3 separate regions of the Mus musculus genome follow, and all the other regions are linked to region 1. Evidence: chromatin loops called from intact Hi-C (ENCODE). Cell type or tissue: left cerebral cortex. All regions are shown on one strand. Region 1 holds the start of Vwa5b2 (von Willebrand factor A domain containing 5B2). Region 2 holds the start of Snord66 (small nucleolar RNA, C/D box 66). Region 3 has its middle 4.1 kb from the start of Eif4g1.

The links. A loop is a pair of places that touch in the nucleus more often than their neighbours do. Peaks named below come from ENCODE experiments on the same cell type or tissue, not always from the same donor. Only the 100,000 strongest peaks of a DNase experiment are listed, where the experiment ranks them.
Region 2: a loop joins it to region 1, with 1.9 times the contacts of the local background. A loop is called at or near these places in 1 of 42 quality-filtered maps.
Region 3: it touches region 1 in a loop (2.7-fold over the local background); 1 of 42 quality-filtered maps calls a loop at or near these places.

Annotation. Positions count from the first base shown.
Region 1 is chr16:20,584,637-20,592,636 of GRCm38, forward strand. It overlaps Vwa5b2 (von Willebrand factor A domain containing 5B2), which reads left to right and starts at 5,517. Exons shown (of 20, transcript NM_001384105.1): 1 at 5,517-6,262; 2 at 6,516-6,664; 3 at 6,744-6,914. The coding sequence starts at 6,526. Gm35685 (predicted gene, 35685) reads right to left here and starts at 5,966. Exons shown (of 3, transcript NR_168482.1): 1 at 5,248-5,966; 2 at 4,622-4,664; 3 at 3,325-3,500. In left cerebral cortex, no CTCF peak of the experiment used is centred here; DNase peaks (open chromatin) are centred at 4,899, 5,451, 5,750, 5,998 and 1 more place; H3K4me3 peaks cover 2,280 bases; H3K27ac peaks cover 1,488 bases.
Region 2 is chr16:20,683,680-20,691,679 of GRCm38, forward strand. It overlaps Eif4g1 (eukaryotic translation initiation factor 4, gamma 1), which reads left to right. Exons shown (of 33, transcript NM_145941.3): 19 at 133-237; 20 at 343-502; 21 at 729-829; 22 at 1,832-1,934; 23 at 2,180-2,276; 24 at 2,472-2,698; 25 at 2,834-2,952; 26 at 3,081-3,253; 27 at 3,471-3,596; 28 at 3,702-3,783; 29 at 4,860-4,958; 30 at 5,052-5,186; 31 at 5,292-5,373; 32 at 5,513-5,653. Snord66 (small nucleolar RNA, C/D box 66) reads left to right here and starts at 577; the gene lies at 577-634. In left cerebral cortex, no CTCF peak of the experiment used is centred here; no DNase peak of the experiment used is centred here.
Region 3 is chr16:20,664,670-20,672,669 of GRCm38, forward strand. It overlaps the pseudogene Gm4462. Among named protein-coding and RNA genes, the nearest start is that of Eif4g1, 4.1 kb to the right of the region's middle. In left cerebral cortex, CTCF peaks have their summits at 3,334 (motif pointing right) and 4,870 (motif pointing left); no DNase peak of the experiment used is centred here; H3K4me3 peaks cover 397 bases.

The sequences.
Region 1 (8,000 bases):
GACCTTGTCTCAAAAACAAAGGCTGGCATGTAGCTCTGTGGGAGAAAACTTGCTGAGCACTGGTGAAATCCTGAGTTTAATACCCACTACCAAAAAGTAAACAAAGTGAATCTAATTAAACTAAGAAGTATAGTGTGACTGTGAATTCGATTCAAGACAATACCTGATCATGATGGCTCATATCTGCAGTGTTGGGTACTTGGGATATGTGGCAGGGAGGCCACTTGTGCCAACCACTTAGACAGTAGATTGGGCATCATAGCAAGGCCCATCTCAAAACAGCATAGTAATAGTGCCAGTTCTTCCAGAATTAATATCAGGTCTAATACAATCCTTAGAGTCTCAGCAACTCCCCACTTCCCTGGGTTTAAAAAAGAGAGAAACGAGTTTGTAATTAAGGACATTGTGGCTCTTTCAGAGGACCTAGGCTCAGTTCCCAGCTCCCACTGGGCAGCTCCCAGTTGTCTGTAACTCCAGTTCCAGATAACCCAGTGCCCTCTTTTGAATTCATGGCACCATATCTGCACTGGAGCACCGACCTACATGCAGACAAAATGCATACCCATACAAATAGACCTTTAGAAACAAAGTATACTCTAATACAAACATTTCCTTTTGAATAAAAATGACTTGCATTTTGCAGTCTGAAACTGTGTCATCAAGCTCTGTGACCTCCTTCACAGACTCCAGCTGACACTGTACAACTAACTCTGCAGTGTTCCTGGGCATACTGTAGAGGTGTTTTCTTCTGGTCAGAGTCTCTCTGGCAGCTTCAGGGGCTGTGTTCTTTAATTCACTTTCATTACATTTATTCACTTTGTGGATGTGCACATGGCATGACTGTGCAGAGAAGTCAGAGGACAACTTGCAGGAGTCTACTGATGGTGTGTGTGGGTCTAGGACATGGAACTCAGGCTTGGCAACAAGTGCCTTTACGTGCTGTGCCATCCCAGGGGCTGGACTCTTATCAAGTTTCTAATCACATACAGTTTTTCATTTGCTGAGGGAATGTGAATTTGAGAGGTATTTGCTTTCTCTAGGCCAAGCACCTTTGGAGAGGGGGAAGAAGAGTATTTATGGCAAAATCTCACTATGTAGCTTTGGCTGTCCTGGAACTTGCTTTGTAGACCAGGCTGAACTCACAGAGATCCAACTGTCTCTGCCTCCCAAGTGATGGGATTAAAGGTGTGTGCCACCACACCCAGGTGTAATTTTTTATTAAATATTTTCTTTATTTATTTTTCAAATGTTATCCTCTTTCTTAGTTTCCCCTCCAAAAATCCCCCATCCTCTTCCCCTTCCCCCTGCTCCCCAACCCACCCACTCCTGCTTCCTGGCCCAGGCATTCCTCTATACTGGGGCATAGAACCTTCACAGGACCAAGGGCCTCTCCTCCCATTGATGGTAATGTTTTTTAGAATTATTTATTTTGTGTATATGAGTACACTGTTGCTGTCTTCAGACACACCAAAAGAGGACAGTGGCTAAGAGCTTCTATTACTCTTCCAAAGGACCTGAGTTTGATTCTCAGTACTCACATCAGGCAGCTCAAAAACTACCTGTGCCTCCTGCTGCAGAAGGACCATGTCTCGGGCTTCTGCATTCACCTGTATAGACATACATAATTTATAAATAAAATCTTGTTTTAAATTTAATTTTGTATATTTATGTACTTCTTATGTATGTGTATGTGTGTTTGTGCACTGGTGTCAGTGGAGGCCAGAGAAGGGTGACTGACTTCCTGGAGTAGGTGATTGTGAGCAGCTTGATGTAGGTGCTGGGAATCAAACTTGGGTCCTCTGAAAAAGCAGCAAGCACTCATAGCCATGAGCCATCTCTCCAGCCCCTATCTGAAATTATCATTTTTTCAAACATTGCATGTGATGTGTGTGTTTCTGTATGTGTGTGGTATGTATGTATGCATGCATGTATGTATGCTCACATGTATGCACCATAGTGCACATGTGGGAGTCAGGACAACTTTGTGGAGTCAGTTCTCTCCTTCTCTGTATGTGGGTTTCAGCGATCAACCTCAGGTCGCCAGTCTTGAGTGGCAACTGTCTTTGCACACTGAGTCATCTTTAACCGCCCCCCCCCCCAATCTGGAATTCTTGATTTGGTAAATTTGTGATGATGAATCTGATCTGTACCAATGAGAAACTCTACAGTCTGTGCTGAGCCTGGAGGTCTTTCAACTACAGAACACAAAATCCCTGCCATAAGTCTAAGGACTCTTCTTTTTTGAGGCCACATCTGCTAAATGTCCAGCCTGAACGTTCACCAACTCCAGCAAGAGTTTTTTAGAGATAAGATTAGCCTTGGCCTGGCATGGTGGCAGCCACCTTCAACCCAGACACTTAGGAAACAGAGGCAGGTGGATCTCTGTGAGTTTGAAACCAGCTTGGTCTACAGAGCGAGAGCCGGGACAGCTAGGGCTACACAGAGAGATTCTGTCTCAAGCAAACAGAAAGATTAGCTGAGCCAGCTGTGGTGCGGGCTGAGGCAGGAAAGACTGCTATGAGTGTGAACATAGTTTGAACTACACTATCAAGACTGTCTCGAAAACCTGAAGCCTTGTCAGGATATCCTTGTTAATCATATCCTTAATCCCAGTACATAGGAGGCATATGCTTGTGGATCTCTGTAACCAGGAGTATTTTGTTCCCAGAATAATGACTCTGAGACTTAATTATTTATGAGTAAATGCTTAGGTCATAAGCTTGGGCTTGTTCCCAACTAGCTAATGACAAATATCTCATTTATTCTAGTCTATGTATACCATATGGCTATTTACCTCTCTTCAGTTTCATGAGTCTGTCTCCTCTGAGCCCAGGGTGAAATTCCAATCTCTATCAGAATTCCAGCCTTCTATTTCCTGCCTCTTGCTATTAGGCCATCAGCTCTTTATTGGCAGGAGATGGGTTCACACAGTACACACACAAGAGATTCTCTCTACAGATCTCTGTTCGTTTAAGGCCAGCCTGGTTTACACCAAGAGTTCTAGGACAGCTAAGGCCACATAGATAGACTATATATATATATATATATATATATATATATATATATATATATATGCCACTCCCAAAAGTACATATATGCAAGATTATTCTACAATTTATATGGAAAGGCAAAAAAACTAAAATAATTCAAATTATTTTTGAAAAACAAGAATAGAGGAATCCTTTTACACAATTTCTTGCCTTATCTATCTTTAGTATTTGTTCATATCAAAACTGTGATATGGGCAAAATAATAAATATCTAAGCATAATAGAAAACCAAAAGCTACCCTCAGACAAGCATAACCAAGTGGTTTTTAATTTAAAAGTTTTAAAGTTACATGGTATTTATTTTGGGAGCATATTTGTGGGGGAGGGGCACATAATGCCATCATACACAGCCTTCTTCCATGCAGGTTCTGGAGACAGTTCTCAGGTTATCCGGGCATGGTGGCAAATGCCTTTACTCACTGAGCCACGATCTCACAAGCCCACAGACTTACTGTTGACAAAAGCAGTTCAATCAAGGAAAAGTTAGGGTTTTATTTTATTTTATTTTATTTTATTTTATTTTATTTGTAAGGTAAGGTCTTAGGCAGAGGCAGGCAGATCTCTGTGAATTCGAGGACAGCCTGGTCTACAAAGTGAATTCCAGAGCATCCAAGGCTACACAGAGAAACCCTGACTTGGGGAAAAAAGCCAAATGAAACAAAACAAAACAAACAAAAACAACAAACAAAACAAAAAGATAACAGTCCAGATTGATTTCAAAATCATGATCCTTCTCTTTGCCTCCCCCAAATAGTATTTAAAACACTTTAAAATTAATTTAAAGCCAGGCAGTGGTGGTGCACGCCTTTAATCCCAGCACTTGGGAGGCAGAGGCAGGCAGATTTCTGAGTTTGAGGCCAGCCTGGTCTATAGAGTGAGATCCAGTTCAGCCAGGGCTACACAGAGAAACCCTGTCTCAAAAAAAAAAAACAAAAAACAAAAAACAAAAAACAAAAAACAAAAACAACATCTGTTTGGCATTGGAGAGATGGCAGATGGCTAAGAGATTAAAGTCACTTGTTCTTGCAAAGAACCAGGGTTCCCAGCACCTCCATTGTAACTTACAACCACCCAAATTCCAGTTCCAAGGCATCTGCTGTCCTCTTCTGGTGTCTTTCAGCAGGTGTGCATGTCATTTATGTGCATTCATGTAGGCAAAGCACACGTGTACCTGTGAGAGTCAATACTCTCTTTCCACCACGTGGATCCCAGGAATTAAACTCTGGTTATCAGGTTTGTCAGCAAAGTGCTTTTTACCCTTACCCACTGAGCCATCCCTAATTGTGTGTGTGTATGTGTGTGTGTGTGTGTGTGTGTGTGTTTGTATTTGTTTGTTTTGCTTTTTTCCAACTCTGTGTAGTTCTCCTGCACCACCACTGCATGGCTCCAAATAGTAATTTTAACAAATGGTGTGAGTTATTGGGTGTCTATATGTAAAACAAACAAAAACTCTCTTACCTCAATCTCACAGTTCTGACTGCTCCCACCTACAGCACTCCTTAACTTCTTTTTGCAGAATTGGAATAGGGCATCTTTAGGAGTGCTTGTAAGGGTGACCCCAAATATACTTACCTTCGCTCACTTCCCGGGGTTCCCAGACTCTTCCCTCAAGATCCTAGAGGAGATTTTACAGATCTTCCTAATGTTTTGCAGTGAGAAACACGCGAAAATCCTGCCAATTTCAAGGAGCCTGTTTTTCTGAGCAAGAATGCCCCCACCTTAGGTGCTAGGCTGACGAATGGGAGGCGGGGACCACTGCTGTGACAGGAGCAGCCCCGCACCCTTGGGAAAGCTAGAAGGCTTTACTCTGGAGGCCCTCGTGCAAGGAAGCCGTCCTGCGCATCCTCCCCACTCCCAGAAAAGGAAGGGTATAACAACACTGCAGTGAAGGAGCCCAGGGTGCTTCCGGGTGGGAACGCCGCTGCAGTGATGGGGAGACTGGATTGAGGGCAACCGCTTTGGTGAGCACACAAACGAAGGCACATGCCGCGAAAGGGGAGGTTTCTGCAATAACCTATTTGCTTCTTGTGGGGGGCGAGGCCTAAATGGTTTCCGATGCGGTGATGAGGGAGGGTCACTGCAGTGAGCGGGAGTCCACCCAGGGCGGGGTGGTGGTGGGTGGGCCACTGCAGTGTTGGGAAGAGGGGGGGATGTGTTTGCAGACTCGGCCGCCCTGTTTTGCTCACGAAACTCCTTACCTCCAGAAGGATGGAGAGGGGGCGCTCAGCTTCACTGTGCCGTTGGTGGGGGTCGTGCAGTGGCTGGGGTACTGGCTCTCTGCACTGCGGTCTCTTGCCTGGCTCTGCCGGCCTGAGCTGACGCGCGGAGGCGGTGCGGTGCCCGAAGGAACTGAGCCGCAGCCCCCTCCGCAGTGGCGGGCGGGGCAGAGGCGGGCTGGAGGGGCGGCCTCTTGGAACCCGGGCGGGACTACCAGCCAGCAGCCCGGCTGGCGCCCCTCTCCCGACTCACAGGATCTCAGTGGTAGTTCCGAGGTGGATCGCGCAGGTGCAGGAACAAGGGGCAGTCTGGACATCAGAGGAAGCATCACCCACTCTTGTCTGGTCGCGACGCCCCACAACTCCACCAAGAAGTGACGGTGAGGCTTGGGCTGCCCAAAGGGAGGGGGCGATCCCAAGACCCACCCTGTAGCATCCCCTGTGGCTACCTAGTCTCAGGCCAGCCTGGGCGGGGAGAGCCGCTCTAGATCAGATGACATGGACTCCCGCTGCCGCGACACCTCTGCACATCTGACTTCCCGAGACGCATTTTCCCGTCCCTTTCTAGTTCTTCCTACTGCAACCTTTCAAGACGGTCTACAGCCTCTCTCAGTACTCCAGTCACGAAAGGCAAGGAGAGATAAAGACTGCAGCCTTTTCAGCTCCCGACCTCACCCTGTCCCTGGGGACCCTTGTGAGCTAGGGGCGCCTAGGGCAATGCTGGCCCTTTAAACCTTTGCTTTCCACCCAGAGTATCTTCCATCTCTCCAGAAGCACCACTTCCGACAGCTGGCAACCGTGGAGAGCCAGGAGGCAGGGGGCAGGTACGGGGGCGGTGGTGAGGCCCCGAGAAGGTGCAGGAACAGCTGTGGGCACCACCCCCCAAGCCCCCGGCTCGCAACCCGCAGCGGGACTGGAGGACGCCTGGACTGGAGGGTTAACCATTAACCCTCCATTCCCCCATTGCGGAGAGCTGTTCCCTGCTCCTGCTACCCAGGTAACGGGCGAGGATGCCCATCTTTCCATCCTTGCACACACACACACCCCTCTTGTTATCTGCCCCGCCACCTGTCTGCTTGGACGCTGCGGCTTGGGGGTGGGGGTGGGGGTGGGGGGGTCTCCCGACTCAGCCTTGCTCCCTCTGCAAGCTTTCATCCCCAGGTCCCCAGGTACCCGATAGGGTCAGGTGGCATAGCTAGTTTTCATGACGCTGGAGCGAGGTGCCCCTCATCCAGCCCCTGTTCACGCAGGGTGGGCACCATGCCTGGCCTGTACTGCCCCACCAGCTGGACGCCGCTGCCGCTCACCGACTCCTGCGTCCGGGCCTATGCCAAGGGACCCTGCCTCAGCCTGCGTGCCCGGCTTACCTACCACAACCCACAGCCCCAGCCGGTGGAAGGTGAGACCTGGTGCGGGCGCGGGGAGGTAGCAAATGCCAGGTGGGGTTCGAGAGCAGGTCTGCCTGTTCCTGCTCGCAGGCGTGTTCGTGTACCCTCTGGCTGAGGCGGAGGTGGTATCTGGCTTCGAGGCCGAGGCGGCCGGACGGCGCGTCTCCTTCCAGTTGCATAGCCGGCGCCGATCACAGGCCGCCTGCTGTCGCGCTCTGGGCCCGGGACTAGGGACCTCTACACCCCGCCGCTGCGCACAGGGTAAGCTCCGAGCCCGAGCCCGAGCCCGCGCCCTCGAATGCCAGCTCAGGTTCTTGCACCCTCGTGCCTCCGCTAACATCGCCAGCCTCCTTTCTTCTTCCAGACGCTGATTTTATTTTCCATCCATTGGTTACCCCTTTATCCAGCAGTCATGGACTGGGCATCTAACCTGAACCTGGTACTGAAAGAATGTGGCCCAGGCTGAGTCTGTCCTTCGCAGCCAGGCAGACACAATAGGCACAAAGTAGCTTACAGGGTACCAAAGACCTCTACTGTTCAGGTAGCCATAGTCTCTTTAGGTTGAGGCAGGCTATCTCCTCCTCAGTCCCTTGCCTCTTAGACTACACACATGAGTTCCGGTGAACCTATGAACGGACTAGCTCCAGAATCAAATCCACTGTCCTGTCTAACAGCCCAGGTTCTCACTCCTAGCTAAAGCTCAATTTATACTGCTCAGCTCTACCATCCGCTGGCTCTAACTAATGTGTTTGTGCTTGTTCTCTGAGAGTTACTCAAATGCTTTCTCCTTATGGAATTCTCCCTTATCCTCCACGAATAATTGACTGTGCTCCCCCCTTGTTCCCCAGTCAGAGCACTTAAGAGGGAGAATAAATGTCACTGTACCTGCTTGTCTATCTCTCCCGAAACATTGCCTCCTGAGCTTGGGGCTGTACTTTGGTCATTTCTAGGTCATTTAACATAGAACCTGGGACAAAGGGATCCAGTGAGTACTGGAGGGCATGGAAATCCACCCCTGTGCTGTGCTCTGTGGTTTGCATCCTATTTATTTGTTTATTTATTTATATACGCATTTGATTCTTGTTCATACGACTATCAGGTAAGAAAAAAAAAAAAAGAAAGAATCCAACGGTGTGGAGAGTTGGATTAAGCCTAACAGACAGGTAGAAGCAAGAATAAAGTCTAGGTTCTAGCCCCAGGAATGTTCCAGAAAGAGGAACTAGCATTTAACTAGAAGAGTGGGAATTGGTGAAGGGAGATTAGGGGTGATGGTGTAAACACTGTGATGGATACACAGGACTCCAAGTGGGTTTCAGCTCACAACACCTGTGTGTCCTAGATACAGAG
Region 2 (8,000 bases), 99 kb after region 1:
ATGAGTAAGACATAGGGGTCTCCTGTTTGCTGACAAGATACAGGCTGAGGGGTTTGGGATGCTTAACCAATGTCAGGAGAAAATAAAAAGAGGGAAGGGGGAGACAATTGATCTGATCCATTTGCTTCCTAGCCTCGAATGGATCAGTATTTCAACCAAATGGAAAAAATCATTAAAGAAAAGAAGACCTCATCTCGCATCCGTTTTATGCTGCAGGATGTACTCGATCTGCGGCAGGTATGTGTCCTCTTCCCCATTTCATTTGCTACTCTAGTTTCTGATACTACCTTGGCTGGTCCCCGCCAACCCCAAAATAACTTTCTTTCCACTTTGTTCCCAAAGAGTAATTGGGTGCCACGCCGAGGGGATCAGGGTCCTAAGACTATTGATCAAATTCACAAGGAGGCTGAGATGGAAGAGCACCGAGAACATATTAAAGTACAGCAGCTCATGGCCAAGGGCAGCGACAAACGTCGGGGTGGCCCTCCAGGCCCGCCTATCAGTGAGTGTGAGGCTCGGGCTGAGGAGGCAGAGGAGCTCCTAGAGGATATAATACCCTTTCCGCTGATGACTTCTGTCAGTGCCACGTGTCTGGGCCACTGAGACCACATGATGGGATTGAGGACCTGAGGAAGAGAGGCTAAGGGTGGCCCAAGAAGGGGTTGTCAGGACTTGTTACTCCAACATGCTCCCCCCACTCTCCCTCCCTCCCTTTTTCCTTTCCTCAGACCGTGGCCTTCCACTTGTAGATGATGGTGGCTGGAATACAGTCCCCATTAGCAAAGGCAGTCGCCCCATTGACACCTCACGGCTCACCAAGATCACAAAGGTAGGTTGTTTTCTGGAGTAGGTGAGTTGGAGGGTGATGAGAATGAAGTGTGCATTAGCGCCCCCCCCCCCCCCCCCCCCAGCTAGGGTGGTGATAGCCGAACTTAGACTAGTTAGATGAACTGCCACCCACTAAAGGATTTGTTCATATTGGTCTTAGTAAGCTGATAAGAACACCAAAATTGCCGGGCAGTGGTGGTGCACGCCTTTAATCCCAGTACTTGGGAGGTAGAGGCAGGCAGATTTCTGAGTTTGAGGCCAGCCTGGTCTACAAAGTGAGTTCCAGGACAGCCAGGGCTACACAGAGAAACCCTGTCTCGGGAAAACAAAACAAACAAACAAACAAAAAAAACCCCACCAAAATCAAGCCAAGAGTGATTTTAAGTGATTAAAAAAATAGGGCTGGAGAGCTGGCTCAGCGGTTAAGAGCACTGACTGCTCTTCCAGAGGTCCTGAGTTCAGTTCCCAGCAACCACATGGTGGCTCACAACCATCTGTAAAGAGATCTGATGCCCACTTCTGGTGTACATGAAGACAGCTACAGTGTACTCATATAAATAACAAATCTTTTAAAAAAAAAAAAAGAAAGGTGTGATATAGTATATAGAGTATGTACAATTTGGGTTCAGGTTAACAGCACTGGCAGTTCTTTCGAGGTCCTGAGTTCAAGTCCCAGGAACCATCTGCAATGATCGTGGGCTGGTGCTCTTTTCTGGCCTACATGCAGACAGAACAGTATATTCATAGTAAACCTTTTTTTAAAAAGTATATAGAACTTGAATTTTACTGTCTATGGGTAATTACTTGATATGACAAGTTATTCCTTTATGTTAACACTATTTTCACATTATAATAACAATGAGTAGTAGCCATAGGCTGTGGATTGTAAAGCCCTAAAATATTTACTCTCTTGACTGTTTAGTCAAAGCTTGCCTCACCTGTCATTTGTGCTAAGGGCTTAAGTTAGGTAAGACATACGAGTCTGCTGTCTTTCCTTTGGCAGCCTGGTTCCATTGATTCTAACAACCAGCTTTTTGCACCTGGAGGACGACTGAGTTGGGGCAAGGGCAGCAGTGGGGGCTCAGGAGCCAAGCCCTCAGACACAGGTATGGAGGCCACTGTAGGGATTTGGGTACTTGCTATTCTCAGCTTCCTTGAGTTCGTCTTTCCTATACAGAATAAGTAATTAGGGAATAAATGTAGGAGTTATACATGATGCCAAGGCCTGAATTACTTGTGACCAAGAGTCCTAAACAATAATGGGATGCATAAAGTAGTAAGGGTGTGTGGTGTACTCTAGCTCTTGGAAGGTAGAAATGGGTTCATGAAGTTTGCTTTCTGCCCTTCCTAGCATCGGAAGCTACTCGTCCAGCTACCTTGAATCGCTTTTCTGCTCTTCAACAAACATTACCCGCAGAGAACACAGATAACAGACGTGTTGTACAGAGGTGAGTTTCTGGGGGTGGAGTTGTTAGAGAATACTGTGATTGGGTTTTAGTTGTCACAGCATAGGGATCTCTCCTTTATTGCCTGGACATGTCCTTGATGACAAGAATGAGACCCCGAGGTTGCCCTGAATATTGGATAGTCAACATAAAATGCTTGAGTGGTACAGGTGAGAAACCATGTGTTTTGTCTTCCAGGAGTAGCTTGAGCCGGGAACGAGGTGAGAAAGCTGGGGACCGGGGAGACCGACTAGAGCGGAGTGAGCGGGGAGGTGACCGTGGGGACCGACTTGATCGTGCCAGAACACCTGCCACCAAGCGAAGTTTTAGCAAAGAAGTGGAGGAGCGAAGTAGAGAGCGGCCATCCCAGCCTGAGGGACTCCGCAAGGCAGCTAGCCTCACAGAGGATCGTGGTCGGGATCCTGGTGAGAAGGAAGGGAAGGCTTGTAGAGGAATGGGGGGAAAGGCTATTGGGTGATATGGGACTGAGTACTCCCCAACTTTCTTGAGAAACTCTGGATTCTTTTAAGCCGAGTCACTGAAAAGCTCTTCCCCTGTAGTGAAGCGGGAAGCCACTCTACCTCCAGTGAGCCCTCCAAAGGCTGCGCTGTCTGTGGATGAGGTGGAGAAGAAATCTAAGGCCATCATTGAGGAATATCTCCATCTCAATGACATGAAGGTTGGCACTGGGGAGGGACTAGTGATTGCTTGTAAGGGTTGGGGAAGGGGAGGCATGCTGACTGGCATGGTCTATATTGGCTGGGGACCCGGCAATGATGGTTTTCTTCTTCATATGTACTGCCTCAGGAGGCAGTACAGTGTGTCCAGGAGCTGGCTTCACCCTCCTTGCTCTTCATCTTCGTACGGCTTGGTATCGAGTCCACGCTGGAGCGTAGTACCATTGCTCGTGAGCATATGGGGCGACTACTGCACCAACTGCTCTGTGCGGGGCACCTCTCTACTGCCCAGTACTATCAAGGGTAGGATTCGTGTTAGTCCGTATCCGCATAGCTCACCAATTCCTTCTCCTTTGTGGGATTCCTGAAATCTCAGATTTTAGCTGGAGGTTGTCTCATGTCTGGAAAATGTTTCGGGGGGTGGGGGGGGGCTCCACATTTGATTTTTAGTTGTGTATTTCCCTAGAAGCAGGGTGTCTAACCCATCTCTAAATGCCCTGACCCCTTATTCCCTTTTCAGGCTGTATGAAACACTAGAATTGGCTGAGGACATGGAAATTGATATCCCTCATGTATGGCTTTACCTGGCAGAACTGATTACACCTATTCTCCAGGAAGATGGGGTGCCCATGGGAGAGCTCTTCAGGTAGGCCCTCCCTCCCTTTGTGGGTGTGAGAGACAGAATGGAGGAAGTGAGACAAGTTACAGACTTGGGTTTGGAGGCCATCGGGATTGATGATCTTTCTTACAGGGAAATTACGAAGCCTCTGAGACCCATGGGCAAAGCTACTTCTTTATTGCTGGAGATCCTGGGTCTCTTATGCAAGAGCATGGTGAGTTGAACCTTTCAAAGGTTGATATATTCAGAGACTTTTTTATGGCTTTGGCTGCCTTGGGTGACCATGGAGCCTCTTGGTCCTTTGTTGGCCTGGAGTATTTGTAATGCTAGGACTACTTTTGATACTTGAAAGAGGAAAAGTGTTAAATAGGTAGTTTGTGTCGTGAGTTCTTCCTGGGCTGAAGGAAGATTGGCAAAGAAAGACCCTAGACCCGTGGCTAATTCATTTGACTGGTGTTTCTTTGAACAGTTCACTATAGACCGAGATCCTAGGATTATAGCAGTTAAACAGTGTGAACTCCAGCTTGGTACAGAGCAGAGGAAGAGATGGGAGCCTCAGTGATTAGAGTGAAATGGGAGACAGTATCACAGTATCTCAGGACCGGCCATGGAGTGTTTGCAATGGAAGACCACCTTTGATGAGCACTACAACTATTTTATGAAAGCTAATTGGTGTCTGGAATGTAGGGCCTTGAAAACGTCAAGTTGAGAGTGGTGCCCGTGGTTGTAAGAAGTTGGGTATGTAGTGTGAAGTTTGAATGTCTAGAACTCTGAGGGGTAAGACAAGATTGAAAGGGACGTTTTGTGAAGATGAAGGTGTAGGTATGAAGATGAAAACCTTATTGTGTAAGGTTTTCTGAATGTAGGAAACCAATAGGCATTTTGTTTGGTTTCTTGTTTTTTTGTTTTTTTTTTCGAGACAGAGTTTCTCTGTAGCCCTGGCTGTCCTGGAACTCACTCTGTAGACCAGGCTGGCCTCAAACTCAGAAATCCATCTGCCTCTGCCTCCCGAGTGCTGGGATTAAAGGCGTGGCTACCACGCCCGGCAGATCCAGTGATTTCTTAAGAGTTCTACAAACTCTAAGTGATACTTTTCCTAGATGCGCTCCCCCATCCTAATGTCATACCACTGAGGTGGTAGTGAGTTCCTATTCCTTGTGATGTTTATTTAATCTAGGCATAGAAGGGTGGTGCCTATGTAGTATGATTATTGAACTATTGAGTCCTAAGAGTCAAGGGCCATGTGTAGAAGTAGCTATTGAGATGCTGAATTGGTCTTTTGTTTTTCAGGGTCCCAAAAAGGTGGGGATGCTGTGGCGAGAGGCTGGGCTGAGCTGGAGGGAATTTCTAGCAGAGGGCCAAGACGTTGGCTCATTTGTGGCTGAAAAGGTTTGACACTGGAGTTCACTTATTCTGCATTTGGGGCTAGCTAGTCTCATCTTTCCCTCATCTTTTACACTAGTTTTGGTCATTTGTTTATAGAAGGTGGAATATACCTTGGGAGAAGAATCTGAAGCTCCTGGCCAGAGGACACTTGCCTTTGAGGAGCTTCGTAGGCAGCTAGAGAAGCTGCTGAAGGACGGCGGCAGTAATCAGCGTGTGTTCGACTGGATAGACGTATGTTTTTCGTGGATATGGGGGAAGGAAAGAGGTAGTTTTTGAGGTGGATGGTTTGGGAGTAACAAGAGTGAATACTTAGAGTCTATTTGTTTTTCTGTACAGGCCAACCTAAATGAGCAGCAGATAGCATCCAATACATTAGTTCGAGCCCTCATGACAACTGTCTGTTATTCTGCAATTATCTGTAAGCCAGGGGAGTGGTGGGACAAGGGTGAGCCAGGCAATCTAATGGGGGGAAAGGAGTTTTGGTCTTGGCCTTCTAGGGCCAGCCAAGCCAGGTGAAGTCTTCATTACTCTGTTTTGTTCCCCCCCCCCCCCTGTAGTTGAGACTCCTCTCCGAGTGGATGTTCAAGTGTTGAAAGTGCGAGCAAGACTGCTGCAGAAATACCTGTGTGATGAGCAGAAGGAGCTACAAGCACTCTATGCTCTCCAGGCCCTTGTAGTGACCTTAGAACAGCCTGCCAGTAAGCCAGGCTGCAGGGGTGAGGGTGGGACAGAGGGGCTGCCAGATAGAAGCTGGTCATGGAAGGTACTCAAGCCAAGAGAGGCGGGGGAAAGAGCAAAATGCCATGGTGATTTGATTGTTACTTACCCTACCCTCTGCTTGTTTCCTTGCCTACAAATGGAGTGAGTTAATCTAAGCCTGGAGGGTTGATTGCCTGCCCGCTTTGTGCTTGACCAGTAGATGACAGCAATGCAGAGGTGATAAACAGTAGCATCTTTCAGATACCATGTGCCCATCTGTCTGATACAAGGCTGAAGTGCTTGCCTGCCTTTTTGGTTTTTTCTAAGACAGGGTTTCTCTGTGTAGCCCTGGCTGTCCTGGAACTCACTCACTCTGTAGACCAGGCTGGCCTCAGATATCCGCCGGCCTCTGCCTCCCAAGTGCTGGGATTAAAGGCGTGTGTCACCACCGCCCAGTGCTTGCCTGCCTTTTTAATAGCTATTAGGGATGGATTTATCTCCCTTTCCCACATTGGAAGATGGGGGCTTATGACTGTGTATGAGGTTTACAAATTCAGGACATGGGCATGCTTAGGTGTTAAAAAACTGTAATGAGCAAATAGAGCATGGTTCTGTGCTGGCCTGGAGTCAAAGCATGAGTGTTGGTAGATAGCTCTAAGAGATGATGGGTGTGGGTTGGTTACCTGTGCATAGAGACATGGAAAGCGCTACTGAAGGAAGTGCTGCAGTCATGAACAAGAGGGAATGAAGAAGTAGGGGTGAGGGGCCAGATACTAAAGGCCAGGTGAGTACTGATGGGGGTCTTGCACAGAATAGAGTAAGGATTGTAAGCAAAGAAAAGAATTTGAGGTGAGAACAGTAGTGCCGTACCCTGTGATCACCAGAGGCAGGGAAGAAGATCTCTAAGTGCAAAGCCAGCCTAGGATGATTAATTAGACCCTGTTTTAGAGAATGATCCCTACCCCAGCTGGTCATGGTGGCACTCAGGAAATGGGAAAATGGGTTTCTGATCAAGACAACCAAGGCTACTACATACATTAATAAAAAACAAAACAAAAAACAGTACCTAAAACATAAGTACCTTTAAAATGCTGTCAATTAGCTGTTTACTTCTATTTTACAGTGGAGACTGGCTTGCTTGGAATGGGATTGCCTCAAGATAAGAGCTCTGGTAAAATGGAGAACACAGATAGGGCAGGGGCCTGTGAGCAAAAAAAGTTTGGTATAGGAAAATGGTTGAAAATGCTAGATGCTATAGTGTGGCAGGAGCCTATCTAAACATTAAAAACCTTGAGTATTTAAAACATCGACATCGGCAGAGACAGGCAGATTTCTGAGTTCAAGGCCAGCCTGGTCTACAAAGTGAGTTCCAGGACAGCCAGGGCTATACAGAGAAACCCTATCTCGAAAAACCAAAAAAAAATATAAAAAAACAAAAAACATCGACGTCTTACTATCAAGCTACAGAATTTGATGGAGTAAGTAGGGGTCCAAAGTTCTGAATTGGAGAGAACTGAGATAGTTGTCTGAGACAGAAAAACAAGTACAAAAATCTTGTTTAGCTGTGGGGTAGTTAAAAGGTTGTTTGTGGCAAGATTGGACTTAACAGAAATGTGGTAAATGTGTGGGGCAAAGTAGATAAGCAGGTGTACAGGGCTCTCTGAGAAAGCAGATGGCTTTGGAGCACAGTTGTGGGATAAGTGAAGGATCAGCTCTACCCAGAGATGTGGGAAACCCAGAGGGATGAACCCAGGCTTGAACTTCCCGTAGTTAGTAAGCTAGCTTATCACCTTAGAGCTGGCCTTGAGGTCCTGTGCTTCACCTAATGGAGTTTGTGAGGAATGGGGTGGATGGTGTTCTGGGATTGCATTGTAAGACAAGCACCAACCGGGCGTGGTGGTGCTCGCCTTTAATCTCAGCACTCGGGAGGCAGAGGCAGGCGGATTTCTGAGTTCCAGGACAGCCTGGTCTACAAAGTGAGTTCCTCCAGGACAGCCAGGGCTATACAGAGAAACCTTGTCTCGAAAACTAAAAAAAAAGAAAAAAAAAAAAAAGACAAGCACCTCAGGGAAACTGCTGTGATGGCTAAAGGTTCCTGGGGGATTCACCAGGAAGATGGGATGGTAAGAGAAGTGGGCAGAGTGGAGCATTCTAGAGGCCAGAGAGGGTATGAGTATGTGGCAAAGAGGCTGCCAAAGTTTGTCTCGAATCTGTCTGTCATGGACTCAGTGCTGGACCTAGAGTTGAACCTAACTTCCAACTATTTATTTCTTTAGTCAGTCTTTTGTGATGCAATCTTAAGTAGTCTGGGCTGGCCTCAAACTAGTTAGGTAGTTTAGGCTTACC
Region 3 (8,000 bases), 80 kb after region 1:
CCATATTTTTGGAAGCACTTTGATAAAGATGGCTGGTCCCTGTGGTATGCTGAGTACTGCTTCCTTGAAGAGCTCACCCCGACCTTCATGAGTTGCAACCTCATCACTGGGATGTTTCAGCGATTGGACAAACTGAGGAAGAATGCCTTTGCTAGTGTTATCCTCTTTGGAACCAACAACAGCAGCTCCATTTCTGGTGTTTGGGTCTTCCGAGGCCAAGAGCTTGCCTTTGCGCTGAGTCCAGATTGGCAGGTGGACTATGAGATGTATACATAGCGGAAACTGGATCCTGGGAGCGAGGAGACCCAGACCCTAGTTCGAGTACTTTTCCTGGGAGGGGACCTTCCAGCACGTGGGCAAAGCTGTCAATCAAGGCAAGATCTTCAAGTGAACAAGTCTTGCCTGTTGCCTAGCTGCCTGCACCTACCCTTCAAAGGAGATGGGGGTCATTAAAGGAAACTGAACATTGGAAAAAAAAAAGTTAAAAGTTTTTTGTTTTTTTTGTTTTTTTTCAGGGTTTTTTCTGTGTAGCCCTGGCTGTCCTGGAACTCACTCTGTAGACCAGGCTGGCCTCGAACTCAGAAATCTGCCCACCTCTGCCTCCCAAGTGCTGGGATTAAAGGCGTGTGCCACCACGCCCAGCTGGTTTGGTTTCTTGAGACAAGGTTTCTCTGTATAGCCTTGGCTGTCCTGGAACTCGCTCTATAGACCAGTCTGGCCTCAGATCTTCCTGTTTCTGCCTCCCAGGTGCTGGGATTAAAGCCATGCACCACTACTGCCCTGCTGATAAAGGTCTTTTACTTTCTAAGTATCTAAGTCTGACCTTGAAATTGATACTTCTGCCTTCATGTCAGAATGTTAAGATTAAAGGCCATGTACCACACATCCAGCTTTAAAGAATATTCTAGAGCATTCATCTATATTTGCACATAAACTTTTTTAAAAAAATTATTTAATATATGTGAATACACTGTCACTTTCTTCAAACACACCAGAAGAGGGCATCGGATCCCATTACAGATGGTCATGAACCACCGTGTGGTTGCTGGGAACAACTCAGGATCTCTGGAAGAGCAGTCAGTGCACTTTTGAGCCATCTCTCCAGGACCTGTACATCAACTCTTATAACTACCCTTCAAAGGATTTTGTGTACTCCTCCAGGCCCATCTTCTGACCTTGGCTAAAAGACGCCCAAGACTGTGAAGTTCCACTCCTTTCTAACTTGATATATCCTGAGAACTCCTTTCAGGCTGCTGCTTGAGCGATCTGGTCACGTTAGCATCTCTGCTTGACTTTGACCTCAGAGTGATAGGGATGGGGAGCAACCTACTCCTGGGAAGGCAATTGCTCCTGATGGGCAGCGCTACTACAGGTTGAAAGCACTAGAACAAAGTTTACAGCTAGTACAAGTGTAAATCCACTACCCTGGGGCCTGGTGTCCTGCAGATGTGTGTATGTCTAACAGTGGGCATAGCACATGGTCCTACCAAACAACCATAGGTAATGTTGACCCAGCACTTAACCTCTGAATACTGTCTAGTACTAAGTAAATGCAATACACGTTGGAAGAATAACTTGTTTGTGTTTCAGAGGCTGTTGCAATTTCAGAGGTGAGTATAATTTGGGAGAGGTTGATAACTTGCTCATTGTCACATGAGAGGTAAGAGACTAGGATTGGTATCTGAGGTATATCTCGTGCCCTTAGTCATTATGGTAATATGTCTCTAGGATTTAAAACTTGGCCTCCTTGGTATGTGTGTGTAGGTTTGTTTTGTTTTGTTTTGTTTTGTTTTTGTGTGTAGTTTTTTTGTTTGTTTGTTTTGTTTTGTTGAGGTAGCATCTCTATATAGTCCTGTCCTGGAACTCCCTATATAGACCAGGCTCAAATTCACAGAGATTGTCTGGGTCTCTTCAGTACTGCGATTAAAGGTGTGCATGACAACACTTGATTTTTTTTTTTCAATTTTGTGTATGGATGTTTTGTTTGGGTGTGTGTGTAGTGGTCAGAGGTGGTCAGGTCTCCTGGAACTGGATTACAGAGCTAGGTTATAAGCTGTTCTATTGGTTTAAGGACTCAGATCCAGGTCGTCTGGAAGAGGAACCAGTTCTTTGAACCACTGAACCATCTCCCATCATCCCTGTAACTCAGAATCTTAGCTGAGAAAGCATCAGCAACTTCAGGTCTCTTCAGTCATCCATCACCTTGTTCTCACTTGGCCCCATGTGTAAAAGGTTTAATCCTTGGATATCAGTAAGTCTGTTGTGCCCCTTCAATATAACTGTTGTCTGAAAGAGCCTCTGTTATTGTCTGATAGTGATCTGATTAGTGCCTTACTGGATTTCTAGATGTAGTAACAATAAGATCAGTTAGGGCACTGGGAGGCAGAAACAGACTGACCTCGGCTTTCCAGACCAGCCTGGTTGCATATTTGCATACTGAGACCTTGTCTCAAAAAAGGAGTCTGGGGGTTCATGTGGGGGCCAGTGGTGTATCCAGTTGTAGAGTGCTTTTCTTGCATGCATGGATCCCTGGGGTCAATCCCCACCATTGCATAAATTGGGTGAGGTGGTACATAGAAGCAGTCATCCTTGCCTACAAACTGAATTTGAGACCAGTCTGAGCTATAAGAGACCCTGTCTCAAGAAAACAAAAAACCAAGGCCAGGGCAGGAAGCAGGGTGGATTGGTGAGCAGGGGAAGGGGGGAAGGGATAGGGGGAGGGTGCTTTTCAGAGGGGAAACCAGGAAAGGGGATAACATTTGATATGTAAATAAAGAAATATCCAATTTTTTTAAAAAAAGAAAGAAAACTAAAGAAAAACCAGGACCAGCAAGTAAGTAAACCTTCTCTGGACCTATAAGACAGAGAGAGAGCCAACTACTAGCAGTTGTCTGCTGACCCTGCCCCCCCCACAAAACAAATATAATTAAAATAAACCAGGTGTGTTGGCTTATACGTGTAATCCCAGCACTCAGAAAGCTGAGGCATAAGAGGTTTCTTTCTTTCTTTCTTTCTTTCTTTCTTTCTTTCTTTCTTTCTTTCTTTTTTCTTTCTTTCTTTCTTTCTTTCTTTTTTTTTTTTTTTTTCCAGACAGGGTTTCTCTGTGTAGCCCTGGCTGGCCTCGAACTCAGAAATCTGCCTGCCTCTGCCTCCCAAATGGTGGGATTAAAGGCGTATGAGTATGTATATGAGTACACTGTAGCTGTAGTTGTGAGCCTTCATGTGGTTGTTGGGAATTGAATTCTGGACCTCTGCTTGCTCCAGTTGACCCCACTCTCTCCAGCCCAAAGATTTATTTATTATTATAAATAAGTACACTGTAGCTGTCTTCAGACTCACCAGAAGAGGGCATCAGATCTCATTACAGGTGGTTGTGAGCCACCATGTGGATGCTGGGATTTGAACTCAGGACCTTTGGAAGAGCAGTCAGTGCTCTTACCTGCTGAGCCATCTCGCCAGCCCCAGAAACCATTCTTAATCTTGATTGGTTAAGTATATAGTCCAGGGAAAGGTATGGAAGGAAATTAAGCTAGACATTCAGGCTCAGCCAGGCGGTGGTGGCTCACGCCTTTAATCCCAGCACTTGGGAGGCAGAGGCGGGTGGATTTCTGAGCTCGAGGCCAGCCTGGTCTACACAGTGAGTTCCAGGACAGCCAGGACCGCACAGAGAAACCCTGTCTCAAAAATTGAGGCTCAAGCCAGGTCTAAAAGAGTTTTTCTAAGAGCTCTCCCTGAGGACTGCTGGATGCGAGTAGGTAAGTAACCATCTGTTTGGATGAAGCTCTGGGTGTCAGAATGGTTTCTGGAAACAAATAGCTTTTCCTCCCATTTGCTTCTGCTACCCCAAGCTACGGATATCCTGCCTTTTTTGCTTCTACATATCCATCTTTCTCCTACTCCCAGACTCCCCTGCCCAATCCAGGTCTTTTTCTCCTGGGGAGAGGTATTATGGGTACTGAGTCTAGGGCCTTGTACATTCCAAGGCAAATACTCCACTGAGCTACATTCTCAGTCTTCTTTCTCGGGAGGGTGGGGAGGAGAGGGTTTCTCTATGTATTTTTATTTATTTATTTATTTATTTATTTTTATTTGGGGGGGGGGGTGAGACAGGGTTTCTCTGTAGACCAGGCTGGCCTCGAACTCAGAAATCTGCCTGCTCTGCCTCCCAAGTGCTGGGATTAAAGGCGTGCGCCACCAGTTTTTTGTTTGTTTGTTTTTTTTTTTTTGCTTTTGAGACAAGATCTCACTATGTAGCCCAATGTGCCTTTGGACACACAAGCCAGTAGTGTAGTGAACTTTCTATCAGACTCACAAGTAGCTGAGGTTACAGGCCCATAGCACCTGACTCTGGCCTTAGGCCATCTCAGTGGTACCAAGTACCTCTGTTCACATTCCAGCACAGCACTGGTCACAACACAAACAAAATTGTTTTCATGTGACTTTTTGTTAGGTAGTTCAGGGGACAAGATTTCACCCTATAGACTCACTTTGAAACCTTTTTTTTTTTTTTTTTTTTTTTTTTTTTGGGTTTTCGAGACAGGGTTTCTCTGTGTAGTTGTGGCTGTCCTGGAACTCACTGTGTAGACCAGGCTGGCTTCGAACTCAGAAATCCACCCGCCTCTGCCTCCCAAGTGCTGGGATTAAAGGCGTGAGCCACCACCGCCTGGCTGAGCCTGAATGTCTAGCTTAATTTCCTTCCATACCTTTCCCTGGACTATATACTTAACCAATCAAGATTAAGAATGGTTTCTGGGGCTGGCGAGATGGCTCAGCAGGTAAGAGCACTGACTGCTCTTCCAAAGGTCCTGAGTTCAAATCCCAGCATCCACATGGTGGCTCACAACCACCTGTAATGAGATCTGGTGCCCTCTTCTGGTGAGTCTGAAGACAGCTACAGTGTACTTATTTATAATAATAAATAAATCTTTGGGCTGGAGCGAGTGGGGTCGACTGGAGCAAGCGGAGATCCAGAATTCAATTCCCAACAACCACATGAAGGCTCACAACTACAGCTACAGTGTACTCATATACATAAAATAAATAAACAAATCTTTAAAAAAAAAACACAGATGTTTAAAAAAAAAAAAAAAAGAATGGTTTCTGGAGCTGGGCAGTGATGGTGTATGCCTTTAATCCCAGCATTCGGGAGGCAGAGTCAGGCGGATTTCTGAGTTCGAGGCCAGCCTGGTCTACAAAGTGAGTTCCAGGACAGCCAGGGCTATACAGAGAAACCTTGTCTCGAAAAAACCAAACCAAAAAAAAAAAAAAGTTCAAGAGCAGTTTCTGGTTAATGAACTGAGAGAGTTATCAGATACATGGCAGTAATTGATTTTTTTTTTTCTTTTTTTTTTGCTTTTTTTCGAGACAGGGTTTCTCTGTATAGCCCTGGCTGTCCTGGAACTCACTCGAACTCAGAAATCCACCTGCCTCCCGAGTGGTGGGATTAAAGGCGTGTGCCACCACACCCGGCCGTAATTGATTTTTGTTTACTAGTTTGTTTAGGAAAAAAAGCCAGCAGAGAAGGGAGCCCTATGTGACAGGCCTCACTGAGTTCAGCAGAAAGTTACAAAACACTCTGCAGGTTTACCTTGGTTCATTCCACAAGTGTATATTTTGTTTTATTTCTTCAAAACTGTTGCTCAGATCTTTAGAGTGATAATTTAGTTTCCTAATGCCCTCATCCCCTGTGTGTGTGTGTGTGTGTGTATCCACAGATATTTATATTGGGGAGTTGTATATGTGTGCATGAGAGGCTAAAGGTCAATTAGTGTTTTCCTGGGGAGCTGTCAACCTTCCTTTTTTAGAGAAATCTTTCATAAATATGCAGCGCACGTGATTCAGGTAGATTGGCTGGTTTGCAAATCCCTGGGCATCTTGCCTTCTCTCAACTTTCTTGGTGCTGGAATTACAAGTCCTGGTCAGCATTTATTTGTTTTGTTTTTAAAGATTTATTTTACTTATAAGTGTACTGTAGTTGTTGATAGACACACCAGAAGAGGGCATCAGATCACATTACGGATGGTTATAAGCACCATGTGGTTGCTGGGAATTGAACTCAGGACCTCTGGAAGAGCAGTCAGTGCTCTTAACCCCTGAGCCATCTCTCCAGCCCCCCTGGCCAGCTTTTAATGTGGGTCTTGGGGAGCAGATTCAGATTTAGTGGTTTTTTTTTTTTTTTGGTTTTTCGAGACAGGGTTTCTCTGTATAACCCTGGCTGTCCTGGAACTCTCAATTTGTGTTTGTAGACCAGGCTTTCTTTGAACTCTTAAGAGTCTGCCTCTGCTTCCCAAGTGCTGGAACTAAAGATGTGTACCATCACATGCTTGAATTTTTTTTTTTTTTTTTTTTTTTTTTTGGTTTTTCGAGACAGGGTTTCTCTGTGTAGCCCTGGCTGTCCTGGAACTCACTCTGCAGAACTCAGAAATCCGCCTGCCTCTGTCTCCCAAGTGCTGGGATTAAAGGCATGTGCCACCACTACCTGGCACATGCTCAATTTTTACCTGAGCTGTCTCTCCAGCTACTGATTATGGTGATTTTTTTTTTTTTTTTGGACTGGTTGTTTTCTGTTACTGCATATTGAACCCAAGGTCTCCCAAATGCTGGGAAAGCACATGACCACTGAGGACTCAGGCCATCTAGAGGATCCTTGTGCCCGCATTTGCCCACCCTGTAGCCTTGCTTTCTTGGTAGCACAGTGATGAAGTTTACATTATTGCCCCCCTCACTTAGGTCACCAATTCTGTGATATAATGCATGCTAGGAGGTAGCATGTGAGAGGGAGAAAGGCCAGTGGGAAAGGCTCTGCTACCTAACTAAATGCTCAAATGCTCAGTTCAATAGAGTACAACTCTTTTTTTTTTTTTTTGGTTTTTCCAGACAGGGTTTTTCTGTAGCCCTGGCTCTCCTGGAACTCACTCTGTAGACCAGGCTAGCCTCAAACTCAGAAATCCACCTGCCTCTACCTCCCAAGTGATGGGATTAAAGGCGTGCACCACCACAGCCTGGCTATTTTTTTTGTTTTTCGAGACAGGGTTTCTCTGTGTAACCCTAGCTGTCCTGAATTAGCTCTCTACACTAGTCTAGCCCTTAATTCACAGAGATTCTCCTGCCTATGCCCCTGGAGTACTAGGATTAAAGGTGTGGACTACCACCACCCAGTTCAAATTTTCCTATTTTTAAAATTTAAATATTTACGTGTATGAATGTTTTGTTTTCATATGTCTGTGCACTACATGCATATGTGGTGCCTTTAGAGGGCAAAAGAGGGCAGAATTCTAACGAATCAGAGTTACACACAGACATGAACTGCCTTATGGGTTATGGGAAGTAAACCCAGATCCTCTTGAAGAGCAGGCAATAAAGAGCAACCAGTGCGCCAACCATTGAACCATCTCAGAAATCTTCAAGATGTGGTCTCTCTGTAACTCTGGCCGTCCTGGAGCTTGCTTTGTAGATCAGGCTGGCCTTGAACTCAGAGATCTACCTGCCTATCTTTCTGGAATGCTGAGATTAAAGGCGTGGCTCGCCACTGCCTGGTGACATTTCCCTACTTTAAAGCTTATGGTAACTGATTCCCTGCCTTAGCCAGTCAGCACACGTACAGCTTTGGGATTCCTTTTTCCATTATTCCAAAGTTTTCATGTTGACTTTTGCGTTTCCCTAGGAGCAACTGATTTTTTTAAAAAAACAAAAGTAAAATTGCTTCTTTAGATTGCGGCAGTTTCTTTGGTGCAATATTGAATTTCCTTTGTTAATAGGTCTATCAAAGATCAAATCTATAGCATTTTCAGAGGCTGCATAATTTGCACACTACACTTACTAGGGCAGGACTGCTTTTTAGATTCCGCACTCTGAGCTCCAGGCCGGCACTTCACTTAGCACTCACGCGCTCAATAAATGCTTGCGCAAAGTATGAATGAACTAAAGAACCGCCAGAGCCTCAGAGGGGGTCGGCCTGGGAGTTCCAAAGTTCGGGAGGGGACACGGGGGCGGGCAGTGGG